Regions from separate parts of the Mus musculus genome. Here region 2 is linked to region 1. A link is a loop called in an ENCODE intact Hi-C map of the cell type or tissue named here. Cell type or tissue: left cerebral cortex. All regions are shown on one strand.

Region 1 (8,000 bases):
GTCCAAAGCCAGCCTGGTGTGCATAATGAGGTCACTCTGGGTTACATAGGGAAGCCCTCAGAGGAAAAGGGAGAGAAGGAAAAGGAGGAGAGGGAGGAGGAAGAGGAGGAAGGAAAAGAGGTATGTGCAAGGTTCAGCTGTTGCACTCCAGATATTTACCCTGAAGGACGCTAAGTGAATTTATTGATGGCAGCTGTTTGTGTAAGGGCTACAGACTGAGAAAGACTGAAACCTGACATTGGAATGGATGAGCAAACTGTAATAGAGTAGAAACCATTAAGCATTTAAAAGGATTACTGGTGCATGTTGTAACATTAATGGTTCTCAGAATAATAATGTTGAACAAAAGAAGCCAGATGAGAAAGATAAATCGTTGTGTAATTCCACGCACATAGGCACACACACACTACTACATGTACACACATAACACATATACACACACTAGATATAACACACACCACATATATACACATAGCACACACACCACTACATAGACATACATAACACATATACACACATACACAATATATACACATTCACTCATATACATATACCATATATACACACATAACACACACTACTACAGATACATACAGAACACACACTTAACACATATACACACACCACATACACATAACACACACATCACTATAATACACACTGATGGGGGCTTCTTCCTCCAGAGAAGCAGCTGGGGAACTGGGCAGACTCCCCTCTGGGGTAGAGCTTGTCTGAGGTGATTCTGAACAAGAGAAAACACTGATGAGCACGGGTCAGAGACAGGAAGGAGGAATGTAGGACCACAACTTTTCCCTCCTGATCTCAGGGTGAGAGTTTCGCTCAGAAATACACACATGCACACACATAGATACACACATGAACATGGTGTCTGTTCACAGATGTAAAACCCTGACTAAGGCACAGATGTGCACATATAGACACACAAATATATGCAACATACACACAGAAATATAGATACACACAGACACAGAAATACACACATGAGTACACACAGATACACACACACGTGCACCATTGCTCTCAGAGTCTCAAGTGTCTCCTATGTGACTGTAAATAAGAAGCATTACCTTGTAATACCGCTGTGAGAATGAGCACAAGCCCCCTGAATAGTTCAGCACATGCCCCGGGTTAGGAAAAACTGTTGCTGTGTTCTCTGAACCATAGAGATGCTTCTGGAAGCCTTCCACACCTGCAGAACCTTGTGGATCTGGCCGAGCCCCAACTGTTGACAAACACACACTTGGCCGAGGCAGAGTCTCCAAAGAAGGCTTCCCTTTGAAGTCTCCAGGCCTGTGTCTCGGCAGAAATGGGAATCTCATCTCCACTGATTGTGTGTATTTCTGTGTGTGTGAATGTGTGTCTTGTGTATGTTTCTGGGTGTGCCATGTGTGTATCTGTGTGTGCATGTGTGTATCTATGTGTATGCATGTTTATATTTCTCTGTGTGTGCGTGTGTGTTTCTGTGTGTGTTATGTGTGTGTTTCTGTGTATGTCTTGTGTGTGTATCTGTGTGAACATGTCCATGTATGTATCTGTGAGTCTGTGTGTATCTGTATGTGTGCCTGTGCATGTCTGTACCTGTGTGTGTGTGTGTGTGTGTGTGTGTGTGTGTGCACAGAGGCACAGGAGAACAAGTGTTCTGCTTCATCACTCTCTGTCCCATCCCCTTGAGACAGGATCTCTCACTGAATCCGGAGCTAGGCTGGCAAGCTCACATTCCCACCTGCCCTCCCAACCCCAGTGCCCCAGTGCTGCTTCGAGGCAAGCCCACCGTTTATGTGTGTGTTGGGATCTGAACACCTTATCCTCACAGAGCCAGCCCTCTTCCCCCCCCCCCCCCCCCCCCCCCGTGAGCCATCTCTCCAGCTCATCAGTGGAACTGTTTAATGCCGCAGGCCGTTTGCTCTGAGGTCTGCGTGAAGGCTGGATAAGTCCCAAATGGCGCTTTCACTCCGGGCTGGAAGGGTGTCAGGAGAAAATCCTCCAGCATCTACCTCTGCTTTGTCAGAGACAAATCAGCTCACTGAGTTGCCTCTGCGACAGTCAGCACCTAGCTCTCCCTCGGCGTGTACTTGGGAAGAGGAAGTAAAATCTTAACTTTATCTGAACCACTGGACCAGCCCCTCCCACTTTCACCTCTGGGAACATCCTTGATAAGAAGTGTCTGGACAGGGTCTGGACACCTCAGTCTTGGCCCCACGCTGTTTATGTAACAACAAGACTTAGAATGGAGCCTTGGGCCACTGTGCATAAGTTAGCCTGGGCAGGTGACAGTCAGTCACTCAGCCTGCTCACACCCGTACATCAACCATCCCAAGAATATCCTAGCCCTCAAGGCTTAGGGAAGTCCCTGCTGAACAGAGGTGTGTACGTTGCCTCACATCAGAGCTGAGGGAATCCAACATTGTCCACAGGACAGCCAATGTCTCATGCCTGACTTTTGTGGGATAGTCCTGGGAGCTCCTTTCTTTAATAATTTTAACCTTTAACCTTTGGCCTTTACCCAGTCACTGTGACTATAACACACTGTGGATGTTTCTGGCAAATCATCAGATGTGTGTGTGTGTGTGTGTGTGTGTGTGTGTGTGTGTTGTATATTTCTGACAACCCCTCGTACAGCCAGCCTTCCCTAGTTCCAGACAGACCTCAGCCCTAATGACATCAGAGTTACATCTTTTAGAATGTAACTCTGTCCTGTCCTTTTTCCTGATTCTCTATGTTTTCCTTTACTAAGACCCTTGTACCTTCTTAGTGCAATCTGTTCTGCAGTAGCCCTCCCCTGCTGTGTGCCTTGGATAAGAAACCCCCACCTCCTCCTTGTAACAATCATAATTGAAGAGGAGGCCAGGAATTTCAGAAGAAGCAAAATGGGGGAGGGGAGGGGCATGGAATCGGGGTGATACAAATGTGTATAGTTCTCAAAAATATAATTATTTTTAAAAAATGAAAAGATACTTGCAAGCAGAGAAGAGGATATGAGTCACCTACAGCCGTGTATTGTGGAATCTGACAGGTTAACCGCAGTACCCATCTGTCCTCGTTCCCCAGGCTAGAGCCTACACCAGCTGAACAAACAGGTAGCTAAAGAATATGGGTGTCAGTCTCTGAGGCAGCTTGAGGTGACCAGGTGACTAAGTAGTGGCCACTGGTATGAAATAAACATGTGATGTGGGACCCCCTTGGGGACAGCTTGAAGGAAGTAGGAACACAGACAGGAATGGTGGCATCTGGCAGCTTCTTGCCCCACAAGAGGAAGTCATGTCCCAAGGCTGGTAGAACAGGGAGACCAAGGAAGTCTGGCTTCTGGAGACTCTCCGAAGCCCCTGCCAGGAGTGAACTGTCTTCACATTTCTTCCTTACAAGGAGCAAGTGACCCAGTGTTTTGAGCTACCGTTCTTCTGGATTCTCTGGCCCACACAGCTGGGTCTTTCCTAACCAAAGCAGGGGTGTGTGCTGCCACCTCCTGAGGGACTGAGCAGGGCTCCCCCGGCCTCAGCAGCAGCGCAAAGATGATTCATTTAAAAGCCTTCTATTCTGGATACTACCCTCTCCGTTTCCTACAAACCCAATTACCAAGAGAACAATTGGATTTTTCCAAGTCCCTCAGAATGTTCTCTTTAAATGTTCTTGGTATTAAATAGTAACAGAATTTAAATGGCATCAACAGAACACACAGATGTGACGTGGTGATGAGTTACATAAATGAGAGAGAGAGAGAGAGAGAGAGAGAGAGAGAGAGAACGAGCCCTGGCACACAGGAGCCCAGGGACTGTGGCCAAGATGGAACGGCGTCAGAGCACAACAGGCTGACAGATCTGCCTCTGGCTTCCAGCTGCCTTCTTGCACGCAGACCCTTCTCTGGTTTAGGCTAATCTTTTCTGTCCATGGAGGGTAATATTAAAGGACCAGGACCATACCACTGTTCTGAGCACCAGGGTTGACAGTGAGTGAGTCCGTGTCACCGCCCTGCCAGTCATTGAGCTGTGGGTGGGTCTGCACTGGGTACTGTGCCACTACTTTCTCTTCTTCGTGGCAAAGTCCCTGTGAAGGGCCCCACTGTTGCTTTACCCATCGGTAAATGATATGGAGAGAAGTTGAATCTCATCCTCAAATTCCTCAGCAACCAAGAGGCAGGGTGGGGATTTGAACCCAGCCCTTGTGACTCCCCAGAGCCTGTGCACTCAGCCACACTGCACTGTGAAAGGTAGATGCAGTTGCTGGGCAGTGGTGGCACATGCCTTTAATCCCAGCATTCGGGAGGCAGAGGCAGGTGGATTTCAGAGTTTGAGGCCAGCCTGGTCTACAAAGTGAGTTCCAGGACAGCCAGGACTATACAGAAAAAAAAAAAAAAAAAAAGGAGGAGGAGGAGGGAGGAGGGGGAGGTGGGAGAGGAAGGGGAAGAGGAGAGGGAAGAGGAGGAGGGAGAGAAAGGATGGGGGAAAAGAAGAGGAAAGAAGAAACCAACCAGTATTTGATTAGCTCACACTTTTCACCCAGAGGGCCGGGATACATTCTGCTAGTAAAGCCTGGCCAGGGTGAACCCCCAGGACACAGACTTCTGCCCGTGTTTGTGGCTTCTGCTCTCCACTGGCACACAGGACCTCTGAGCCTCACATCTACATGACAAGCGGAAAGAAGCAAGGAGAACACAAAAGTATGCCCCCAAATTCCTAGCAGACAGCCTCTTGTGGGCACTAGTACCTGCAAGGGATTGTGGGTGAATGAATGTCCTTAGTGCGTCTGTTGGTAAGGCAGGGCTGGGGGTTGGAGCTTGGGTGGTGGGGCAGATAATCTGCATTACAACCTTGAAACTGATTTCTCAAGCTTACCATCCTCCACAGAGTTTCCAGGACCCTGCCCCTGCCTGCAGCCATGCCCAATAAATCCCCTCACCCTGATCCCAGCCTTCCTCTCCTGCCACCCACAACAGAGGGACCCTAGCACCACTCCGTGACCTCCGCTATCCACCAGGCTTTCAGAAAACCATCCAAGAGTTTATATCCCAGGCTACATTTTCGGAGCTTTGGTGAGGCTTGACTTTTAAACTAGAATTTGGAAAGAATGTTCCAGAACACAGCCTTTCTCCAGCTGAGTGTGAGCCATGCTGTAAGACTCGAGTGGTTGCCGTGACTTAGATATGCCTTCAAGCATCTTGGAGATACCATAAAAGATACAGAGGCACTTCAACACAGAGTCCGTAGAAACTTAGTGTGGAAAAACAAAAACAAACAAAAAGTCCCTCTTAGCAGGAAGGATATTCCTGACAGTGAGAAACGGCCAACAAGAGTCAAGTTCTATGATGGCGGTTAAGGGCATCAGACTGGCCATCGCCTTTGAACTCCAAGATCAAGTTGGATCTTTGTGACTTGCTTTGGTTTCTTCAAACGGCAGCAAAATGAGTTAAGAGGGTCCTGGGCTCCCGGCAAATGGAAACATGAATCAACATAGTTGCAAGCTAGTGCTTTGGAACGTGTAGTGGAGTAGGGTAAGACTTTAGATGGCTCTTCTGAGCACCCATGTAGAAATGCAAATCCCCTCAGGAGAGGAGCTTCTAGGAAGCCTTGTGAGAGTTACAGGTAGGAGCTTGGAGCTGCAGCTCACAGCTTAAAAGTTAATGGTGTAGTCAGGGGCATGTGGGGAGGATGTGCCTATTGCTATCGATAAACCAAATAAAATAAACCTGCTTTCTCCTTCAAATGGGAGAATCAGAAGATAAGAAGAAGAAATTTCACAGAAAAGGGAAAACAACGCTACTTTGAAATTTTAAAATCTTAGCTTAGGTTTTTTTTTTTTTTTTAATCCTAAAGTTTCTCTGAAAAGGTATGGTAGGCCCGACCCACAGTAAATGCAGTTAAATTCATGCTGCCCATATACGTGACAGAAGCTCCTGTGCACACTAAATGCAATTAGCATTTATGCTACCACTGTGCGTGTCGAACTCACAAGGACTATTAGGGGGAATGCTAATAGATAAATTCTCCTTTTAGCTACAAGTACAGCATTTTGGAAATAATAAGTCATGTGTAGCAGAGTGGTTTCAATACAGTATCTACCATGTCCAGTAGCCACCCTGTCCTATTACTTCCCAAGATAGGTAGCCCACTGTGAAAGGTAGATGCTGTGTCAGGCAAGGAAAGAGAAAGGAGGGAGGAGGGGAAGGAGGAGGGGAAAGAGGAGGGGGAAGAGGAGGAGGGAGAGGAAGGAAGGACCTTCCCCATCCCCACTTTCCAGTGAGAAGGATGGCTAGTCCAGCTTATGTAACAATGAGCAAGTGAGCCTAAGAAGAAGGTAGCATTTGTCCCAACTACAGGTCTTCCAGACCCAGCTTCAGCAAGCCAACCTCTAAATATGGGAGCATGGCCAGATGAGAGCTGCTAAGCTGCCTGCCTATCCTGGGGCTTTGGCAAATTCCTTTCAGTTCTTAAAGATGTCTTTAGGATCTGAAGCCATTCTTGTTTGTGCATCCTTTAAAAGCTAACTCCCACCAGGGAGTGGTGGCACATGCCTTTAATCCCAGCACTTGGGAGGCAGAGGCAGGTGGATTTCTGAGTTTGAGGCCAGCCTGGTCTACAGAGTGAGTTCCAGGACAGCCAGGGCTACACAGAGAAACCCTGTCTCGAAAAATAAAACCAAAACAGAAAGAAAAGAAAAGAAAGAAAGAAAGAAAGAAAGAAAGAAAGAAAGAAAGAAAGGAAGGAAGGAAGGAAGGAAGGAAGGAAGGAAAGGAGTGGAGAGAAGGAGGGAGGGAGGGAGGGAGGGAGGGAGGGAGGGAGGGAGGGAGGAAAGGAAAGAGGGGTGGAGGGGGGAGAGAGGGGAGGAGGGAAGGACAAAGGGTGGGAAATCTTTAAAATGTAGATTTTATAAAAGAAAAAAATTAAGAAAACAAAAGAAAGGCAAAGAAATCAATCATTGCAGAAGCCATGGAGAGACCTCGAATTATTTTTTTTCCAGGTATCATTTTAACATTCCAGGAGTTTTTTTTTTAATTGATCATTTTATTTATTTACATTTCAAATGGTGTCCCCCTTCCAGGTTTCCCCTCTACAAACCCCCATCCCATTCTCCTTCCCTTTTGCATCTATGAGGCTGCTCCCCACCCACCCACCCACCCACCCACTTCCACCTCACCCCACTAGCACGCCCCTATGCTGAGGCACCAAGCCTCTACAGGGCCAAGGGCCTCCCCTCCCACTGATGACAAATAAGGTCATCCTCTGCTACATATGCAGCTGGAGCCAGGGCTCCCTCCATGTGTACTCTTTGGTTGGTGGTTTAGTCCCTGGGAGCTCTGGGTGGTCATGTTAGTCGATATTGTCATTCTTCCTATGGGGCAGCTCCTTCATTCCTTCCCCTAGCTCTCCCATTGGGTGTCCCCAGGCTCAGTCCAATGGTTGGCTGTGAGTATCTGCATCTGTATTGGTCAGGTGCTGAAAGAGCCTCTCAGGGGACAGCCATACCAGGCTCCTGGCAGCAAACACTTCTTAGCATCACCAATAGTGTCTGGGTTCAGTGTCTGCAGATGGGATGGATCCCTAGGTGGGGCAGTCTTGAAATGGCCTTTCCTTCAGTCTCTGCTCCATTTTTGTCTCTGCATTTCCTTTAGATAGGAACAATTCTGGGTTAAAATTTTTGAGATGGGTGGGTGGCCCCATCCCTCAACTGGGGGCCGAAGACCCTGAATTTCAAGTGTCACAAAACTCCTTACCTGTGAGGCCCCAGAGAAAGGAGGATGCTGACGAATGTTCCCCAGCTCTTTCACTGCTCAAATGAAGACCCAGACAAGACCCTGGGAGCCTGGCGTCCCCTGGTGGCCATTCACATTTAGTTTCCAAGTGCCTAACAAGGGTATCCTAACAGTAGCCCAATTCCTTGACCCTAACAAGGCAAGATATCAATCAGTAGCTCAGGCCAACACATAGCTTATTGTGAACTTGTGTCAGGGGTGATTAATTACAAAAAGAAGGTGCAAATGAGGGATG
Region 2 (8,000 bases), 180 kb before region 1:
CAGTCCACCTTTCCAGAGCTGCAGTCTTTATGGTGCTTGGGCAGGGCACTAACACCTGCCTTGGTTTCTAATGCTCTTTTTGAGTAAGCACCAAGGACCTGTGCTATGCCTGGTGAAGGTTGCTTGCACTCAGTTGCTATAAAGACTAATAAAATATAATTAATTAATTAATATAATAAAATATAATTAATACAAATATAAGTATTTTTGTCCAAATGCCATCCTATGCCCACACCCATGGCCACAATACCAGTGTTCCCCAGTTTGTGACTGCAGAGCCTCCTGAGGGCTCTACATCGACCTATGGCAAGACAGAGTCCACGTTTGGAGGAGCTCTTCATTCTGTAATTTGTCACATTTTACAGCAAGCAAGGGAAATGATCATATGCATATCCCAAGGGGACATGGAGCCAAGGGGACAAGTACCCTGAGATGGCAGTGTGTCAGCGTTTTTGAGGAACAGGAAGGAGACTGGGCAGGTAGGCCAGTGTGAGCAAGGGACACAGGAGAGAGAGGAGAGGGAACATCAGAATGCTAGGTGCCTTATCTGTGTCTGGAATATTCCCCAAAGGCCATGTTGAAGGCTTAGTCCCCGGCTCTGTGAAATTGAGGTAATGGGACCTTTAAGACATTAGGTATCTAGGGTGTGTCCTTCAAGAGACTGGGGTCCCCTCTCCTCCTTGCTCTCCATTTTATCTCCCACCAGGATGTGGGTGGGGTCTAGCTATCCACTCATTGTGATGAGCTACTTTGTCAAAACAATTGACACAAACCATGCCATTAACACTTAAAACTCTACACCACACTAACTTTTCTCCTTAGGCTGACTGTTCCAGGTATTGTTTGTTTGTTTGTTTGTTTGTTTGTTTGTTTGTTTGTTTTTAATGAAAACTGGCTAACATGACAGCCTCCAGGTCCAGGTCCTGGAGGCTGTGCATCGTGGAGGAGCTGAGCAGAGGAGCCATGCAGCTGAGTCCAGAAAGAAACAGGATCTCTATAACAGTGTTGCAAATAAGCTCCAGGGACACGATGGTGTGGGCAGGAAAGGGTTGATTCAGCAGATCTGGGCTGCTCAATTTAAACAAAGGCTAGAAGGTGATATTAACAGCCCCTCCCAATACCACACACACACATGCATGCACACATGCACACACATGACACTGCACAGACAGACAAACATACACACATGTACACAATACACATGTACACACCCATATACACATATACACATCTATGCGCATACATGCATACACATGTATACATGCATAAACATGTACACATGCACACATGCACAGGCACACATACACAATATACACATACACATTCATATGTACACACCCATATACATACATATACATCTATGCACATACATGCATACACATGTGTACATACATAAACAGGTACACACATGCACATGCACACACATACACTCACTCTGGAGAAAACAGAACACCAGTGCATGAAAGGGTGATGCCTCACAGACCATTGTTTTATCAAACCCCTAGAGTATTTCTGTTGAAATTTTTTTTTTGTTTTGTTTTGTTTTTTTTGTTTTCTGTTTTTTTTCCATTTTTATTAGGTATTTAACTCATTTACATTTCCAATGCTATACCAAAAGTCCCCCATATCCACCGACCCCCACTCCCCTGCCCGCCCACTCCCCCTTTTTGGCCCTGGTGTTCCCCTGTACTGGGGCATATAAAGTTTGCAAGTCCAATGGGCCTCTCTTTCCAGTGATGGCCGACTAGGCCATCTTTTGATATATATGCAGCTAGAGTCAAGAGCTCCGGGGTACTGGTTAGTTCATAATGTTGTTCCACCTATAGGGTTGCAGATCCCTTTAGCTCCTTGGCAACTTTCTTCTGTTGAAATTTTTAAAAAATGTATTGGTTAGGGAAAGGTACTTTCCACTCATGAAAACTAGTACAGGCCAGAATCTCTCTGTTTGATGGGGGAGCCTGGACTAGTCTGTCAGTGAAACCTTTCTCTTTCCTCTGGAGAAGAGATTCTTGGAAAACTAAATAAGGCATGAAAGGGGGAAAGCTCAAGCCTTCTCCTTCCTCTTTGGCATGGTCCCGCTCATCTGCTAGGTACAAGTAACACTGTGAGGCTTGGGTGTAGGAAGAGCCTCTTTCACTTAGCACTGTCTCTGGCCTCACCTCCTCTGCACAGGCACTGGTGACCTCACCCTCTTCCCAAATGGATAAATGAGATGGTCATCTAAAGAGGGTCAGGAATTCTGAAGTTGCCCCTGATAAAGAAAGCGAGAATGTCTTTATACTCAGGGTCATTGTATGTAATTCCTCACCAGGAAGTGAGACAACAGCTGCGGGGGGTGGGGGTGGGGGAGTGGGGGGGTGGGGGCGGTATATAAGTAAAATGTACCTTTATGTAGACATAAACAAAATGCAGGGATAGTTCTGTGGCATTCATTCCATAGATGTGTCAGGAGGCTCACACACATACACACATACTCTTACACTCACATTCACTCATACACACACACACACACACACACTGAGCACACACATTCTCACACTCACATTCATACTCATGCACACAGCACACACATAGCACAATACAGCACACACACTCACACACACACACTGAACACACACATTCTCACTCTTACACTCACATTCACACTCACGCACACATACACACTCACACACACACACACACACTGAACACACACATTCTCACTCTTACACTCACATTCACACTCATGCACACAGCATAGACACATCTTTGATAGGAGCATGACCCGGGGCAGCTGACCTCCAAGTGTCTGAGCAGAAAGTTCACATGACATATATCTGGCAGGCACCATGTAGTGAGCACCATGCAACAGGCACCCACTGAATGCTCGCACTCCCTTTGTCTGTACCCTGTGTATTAATACACAGTATCGGTGTAGCCAGAGGGAGAAAGCAAAGTAACTGAGGAGCCTCACCCTGGGTAACGGGAGGCACTTTTAAAGTGTGCTCTTGCACTTACAGAATCTAACTAAAAACGCCCAGACTTTCCTAATCCTGCTCTGACTTTGCCCCATCATTCCGTTTCTGTGGTCCTGCTCTGCTACATGGTGGCTTATGGCCAGTGAAGTGTTTACCAATAGGGGCCGTTTCTCATGCCCCCTAATCTCGCTCAATAACGAACTAACCTCTGCGGGCAACACGATATCCTTCGCTCTGCAGGCATCTCAGCGCACTTTTGACAACTCCCAGGAAGCTCTGTAAATGTGTGAAGAATGAACCACTAGAACGGCCTGCAAAGAAAGAGTGCTTTGGAGACACGGAAAGGAGAGGGTGAAGGAAGCTTCAGAATGTGAGCACAAAGGAGACCTAGGGGAACCCAGCCACTGGCAGCCTGGGGCGGAACAGGCTGCAGGTCTCTTTGGAGGGTGTTATCTATTGTCTATCCATATAAGGTGGATATCTGTGCCAAACAATGTCTCTAACATAATTTCAACCTCTTGTAATGTATTTCATTACCCAATAGTCTAAACCTTAGTACCCCTGTGGTAGGCAAGTTTTCGTGTGGCTTCTAATATGCCACAGCCTTGCCATCCGCTGGGTACCGTGTGAACTTCCTTCCAGGAGTTGAGAGCTGTCATCGTCTTGGGCTTTGGAAGGAGTCACAGGGCAGTTGATGGGGATTTGCCTCCTCTAATTCAAATACTGAGAAAACGGCTACTCAGGAATTTTTGAGACATTTGAATGGAGAGCTTGCGAGTGTATTTTAGTATTTTGTTTTCTTAAGGGCACACAGACAAGCCCTTTGTGGATGTTCTTTCTGTGTCTCTGTGTGACACACACTTCAAAGGCTCCCTCTTCAAAAGCTACATTGTGTGTGGGACGGGGACCGGGATGCAGCAGACAGGAGAACATCTGTGTGGCACCCAGGCAAAGCAGCTCTCCCCAGCACTGTCATAAGGGCCAGGTAAGGGTCTTACAAACAGCGAGTGCCAAGGAGTTTGCAGAGTCTGCAGCCTCCTGAGGTCCTTTAGCCTCTCTCTTAGTTCCTCTATCATATTCCAGAACAATATCTCTGATAGGAGTGCGAGTTAGCCCAGGAGGGAACCTTCATGCAGAGGGTAAGGTGGCACAAGCCATTTAAGAACAAGTAAAAGAGGCATTTTCTGGAACTCTGAGTCTCCATCCAGGCAAAGGTAGGTTTTGTCTGTGTCAAATGCCACTTCCCACAGCTGGAACCCAAACTCTTAAATTCTAACTCGTGAACTCAGAAAGAGGGGCCTGAGAGATGGCTTAGAGGTTAAGAGCACTGGCTGCTCTTGCATAGGACCAAAGTGCCTTTTCTAGCACCCAGATGGCAGCTCAGGACTATATGTAACTCTAATTCCAGGGGATCCGACGCCCTCTTCTGGCCTCCGTGGGTACCTCAAGTGCACATGTTGCACAGGGCTGCATGTAGGCAAAACACTCAAACACACAAAATAAAAATAAAGGAAAAAACTCAAAGATGTGAACTGCTTAAAAACACTGCTCATCTTAGGCGAGTGTTACACTCCTTAGATGTAAGCTCTCCCAGGATCCTTCACTTCCTGTGTTCTTGTAAGCTCTCCCAGGATCCTTCACTTCCTGCGTTCTTGTATGCTCTCCCAGAATCCTTCACTTCCCGTGTTCTTGTATGCTCTCCCAGCATCCTTCCCTTCCTGTGTTCTTGTAAGCTCTCCCAGGATCCTTCACTTCCTGCGTTCTTGTATGCTCTCCCAGAATCCTTCACTTCCCGTGTTCTTGTATGCTCTCCCAGCATCCTTCCCTTCCTGTGTTCTTGTAAGCTCTCCCAGGATCCTTCACTTCCTGCGTTCTTGCATGCTCTTCAGGACCCTTCACTTCCTGTGTTCTTGTAAGCTCTCCCAGGATTCTTCACTTCGTGCGTTCTTGTCTAGAACTTCACTAGTGCACATTGAGACCTCGTTGCCTGGAATATTTTTAAAGTGTTCTTTGGATCATGTTCATCATGAACACACAAATCTCTGTGGAGGAAATATCATACTTATTCCAAAGTCATACCCTCTATTCCTAAAGATTTAAAAATAAAAAGGGACAAAATCCAGCAACAGATTCTATTCTGGCCTCTTTGGCATGGAAATCTAGAGGAAAGTTGGTGGGAAATATATTCCCTTGCTCTGTGTGGGACATGGAAGTGGGTATTTACTGAAACGTACAGGCAGCTAAAGTCCTGCCTGGAAATGAATAATGACATGAGCCATGACTTACACTTCTGAAATCCATAAATTGTATTTATAGTTGAACACTTTATCAAGACAGCTAATGGCAATCCAATAAGCAGATAAAGGAAGTAAGAAACAGCGGGGCTGGAGCAGAGTCAGACTTGCAGATGTACAGAATCCTAAAAATGCCTCATCAAATATCTTCTGGACAATGATGGCAGGCAGACCCCAGATGGGGGCTGGCACAAAGCATGAGGGCAAAGGTCACTTGGGCCAGTAGCCCCTCAGTAATGATGGCGCACTTACCGCCTCCAGTTGTATGACTGCTAGAATATGTCTTTGATAGGAGGAGATGTAGAGCAATATAGGCAGGAGAAATATTTCTGCCTCTAGGAGGTTTTAAAAAAGAAAATCTAGGACAAGAAACGGAGCTCTTGGGGGGAACGCTGTGCCCAGGCTGCACAGAGCACATTTTCAGACGGTGACTGAAATAGAAAGCCGAGCGAGCGAGAGAGCGACTGCTGCTCTCCTCAGCCTTGCCAGCGACTGAGGCTGACAGACTCCCTCAGAACAGCATCTGTCATGTTGCGACTGCCTGCATTGGGGACAGGTGCAGTTCCAAGCACCTTCTGAGGCATCCCCTCTCGAGGTCCTCTCTAAAGTCTTCCTCTGCTGGACTCTTGTGAGCACAGCAAGATGAGGAACACGGTCTCAGATGCCCTGTCTTCATTGCCGGAAACACAAACCGCCCACAGCATGCAGTGGGAAGCTTCGTCACATTGAGTCTGGTCTCTAGATTCGTGCTGAGCAGGGGGGTAAGGAGCAAATGCATCCATCCTGCATCTCTGGTCCACTGTGGAAGGCATCCCTGACCAGGTCTGACATGATAAGACTGCTACCCTAGGAAGCCAATCCAAAACTAATCACGGGTGCCTGCCTGAACCCTTGTTTTACTAATCTAGACAGAGGCCCAAGAACTTCAAAACTCATTGATCCAGCACACATAGCTCACATCCACAGGAGTCACGTGGTAGACATGTCCACAAGGACCACGCAAAGCAAACAGAGTTTAGTTAACATAACCGTCTTCTTTTGTACGAATTGAATTATTCTAGGGGGACAAAAATCTAAAAACATGCAGACAAGAAGTAATTTTTAGCAGATTTGATGTAATTGGTCATAAATAGAAAGCACTTTGTGTTTGCAGTTAAACCTGAACAGTTTCTAATTCTTGCTGAGGCAGGGAGAGGGGTCGGGTGGGGTGGGGTTGTGTGAGTGGCTGGAATTGTCTGCGCTTCGAATTCTTTATCTGTGAGAGAAAGAAAGCATAACACAGCTCATGGTAGATGTAGTGTGTGACATTCACATGCAGAGTGGCTTTAATGCACGACACTCCTGGTATGTGGCGACCATGATGCATGTCTGGGCTGTGTGATGGCTGTAATTATTAGAAGTCACCTGTAGCAGATTCTCACAATATGAAATACAGTCAGTTAGCAGGAACTATAATCAGGTTTAATATAGCCGGACAGTACACACTGAAACAGACGACGTTTGCTCTGTGCACAGCACAATGCTTTTCCCGATCCTGCTGTGGACGAATTTGCTTTGCTCTTTAGTGATACCTCCTAGATTCCTCACACTGTGCTAATGGCATTTTTGTTTTTTACAGCGTAATTCTCAAAACTGCCAGAAAACTTAGTCTATCACCCTCCTCACTTCAGAGGTAAATAACTTGAAATGTGGTGAGGTAGAGTAAATTACCACTGGCCAATACGGTCATCAACAGCTGCTTCGTTTATTACAATAGCACTGTCCACATTCACAACCCTCATGCTTTTACTAAATAAGCCTGGACTCTTATGTCCCTGAGCTAAGGGCTGGGAGCAAGGCAAGAAGGAAAAAAAAAATGCTCACATTCCTGCTTCAGGGAGGAGATGGTCCTGCAGATAACCCAGCCACTGGACAACTATGATGGAAAAGGAACACTCAGATGAAAGATGGCAGGTTTCAACTGACACCTCACCAAATACCGTATTTAGTTGACAACTATGCACATGAAAGTGCCTTTTCTGCCTCATGGTATAGGAAATCAAATATTAAAGTACAGTAGTGTTTAGAGCTGTGAAGATGACCGAAACCTAGGCACAGACATGCTCACCATGGGCGATGGGTGGAGCTGTAACCCGAGAGGAACGAACACATGCAAAACTAATGGCGTCGTGCTCTGGAGAAGCAGCGCACGCTTAACACTAAACATGAAGTTATGTTATGTGCTTCTCTTGTCTGCTTCTCCAGAGCATGCCGCCTAACACTAAACATGAACTCTCCTAAAGATTAAAGACAAAACAGCCCCGAAAAGCGGACATAATCAAAACACCACAGCCACCAATCAAGTTCTCTTGTGTTTACCGGAAGGTATGGAACTCTGTCCATAAAACCCAGCTCGTGTATGCTCATCACAGGGCTATTCATAACTGCCGGAACCCAGAAGCAGCCAGCACACCCTTCAGGAGGCACGTGGTTAAATAGGCTATGGTGAAGTCAAACAATGGAATATTACTAGCATAAAAAGGAATGAGCTATCGAGCCATCCAAAGATATGGGTGACTCATGAATGCTTCCTACGGAAAGAAAAGAAACTGATTTGATAAAAACACATGGCGTTTGAGCCCAGATCTAAGACACTGTAAGATGGAAAAACCATGGATGGAGAAGAAGGATCGGTGGCTCTCAGCAGGAGCAGGGAGAATGTAGGGCGGACAGAACAGATACGGTCACTAAGCGAGGGGAACGCTTCTGT

Evidence for each region. A loop is a pair of places that touch in the nucleus more often than their neighbours do. Peaks named below come from ENCODE experiments on the same cell type or tissue, not always from the same donor. Only the 100,000 strongest peaks of a DNase experiment are listed, where the experiment ranks them.
Region 2: it touches region 1 in a loop (2.4-fold over the local background); 2 of 42 quality-filtered maps call a loop at or near these places.

The regions. Positions count from the first base shown.
Region 1 is chr13:59,389,947-59,397,946 of GRCm38, forward strand. No RefSeq gene overlaps it. Among named protein-coding and RNA genes, the nearest start is that of Gm34721, 14 kb to the right of the region's middle. In left cerebral cortex, a CTCF peak has its summit at 7,836 (motif pointing left); DNase peaks (open chromatin) are centred at 3,090, 3,535, 3,752 and 7,829; H3K27ac peaks cover 1,239 bases.
Region 2 is chr13:59,206,684-59,214,683 of GRCm38, forward strand. All of the region lies in intron 2 of Gm34558 (a long non-coding RNA gene), which reads right to left. Among named protein-coding and RNA genes, the nearest start is that of Gm34558, 5.9 kb to the right of the region's middle. In left cerebral cortex, CTCF peaks have their summits at 4,368 (motif pointing left), 5,618 and 5,839; DNase peaks (open chromatin) are centred at 4,372, 5,065, 5,766, 6,739 and 1 more place; H3K27ac peaks cover 3,443 bases.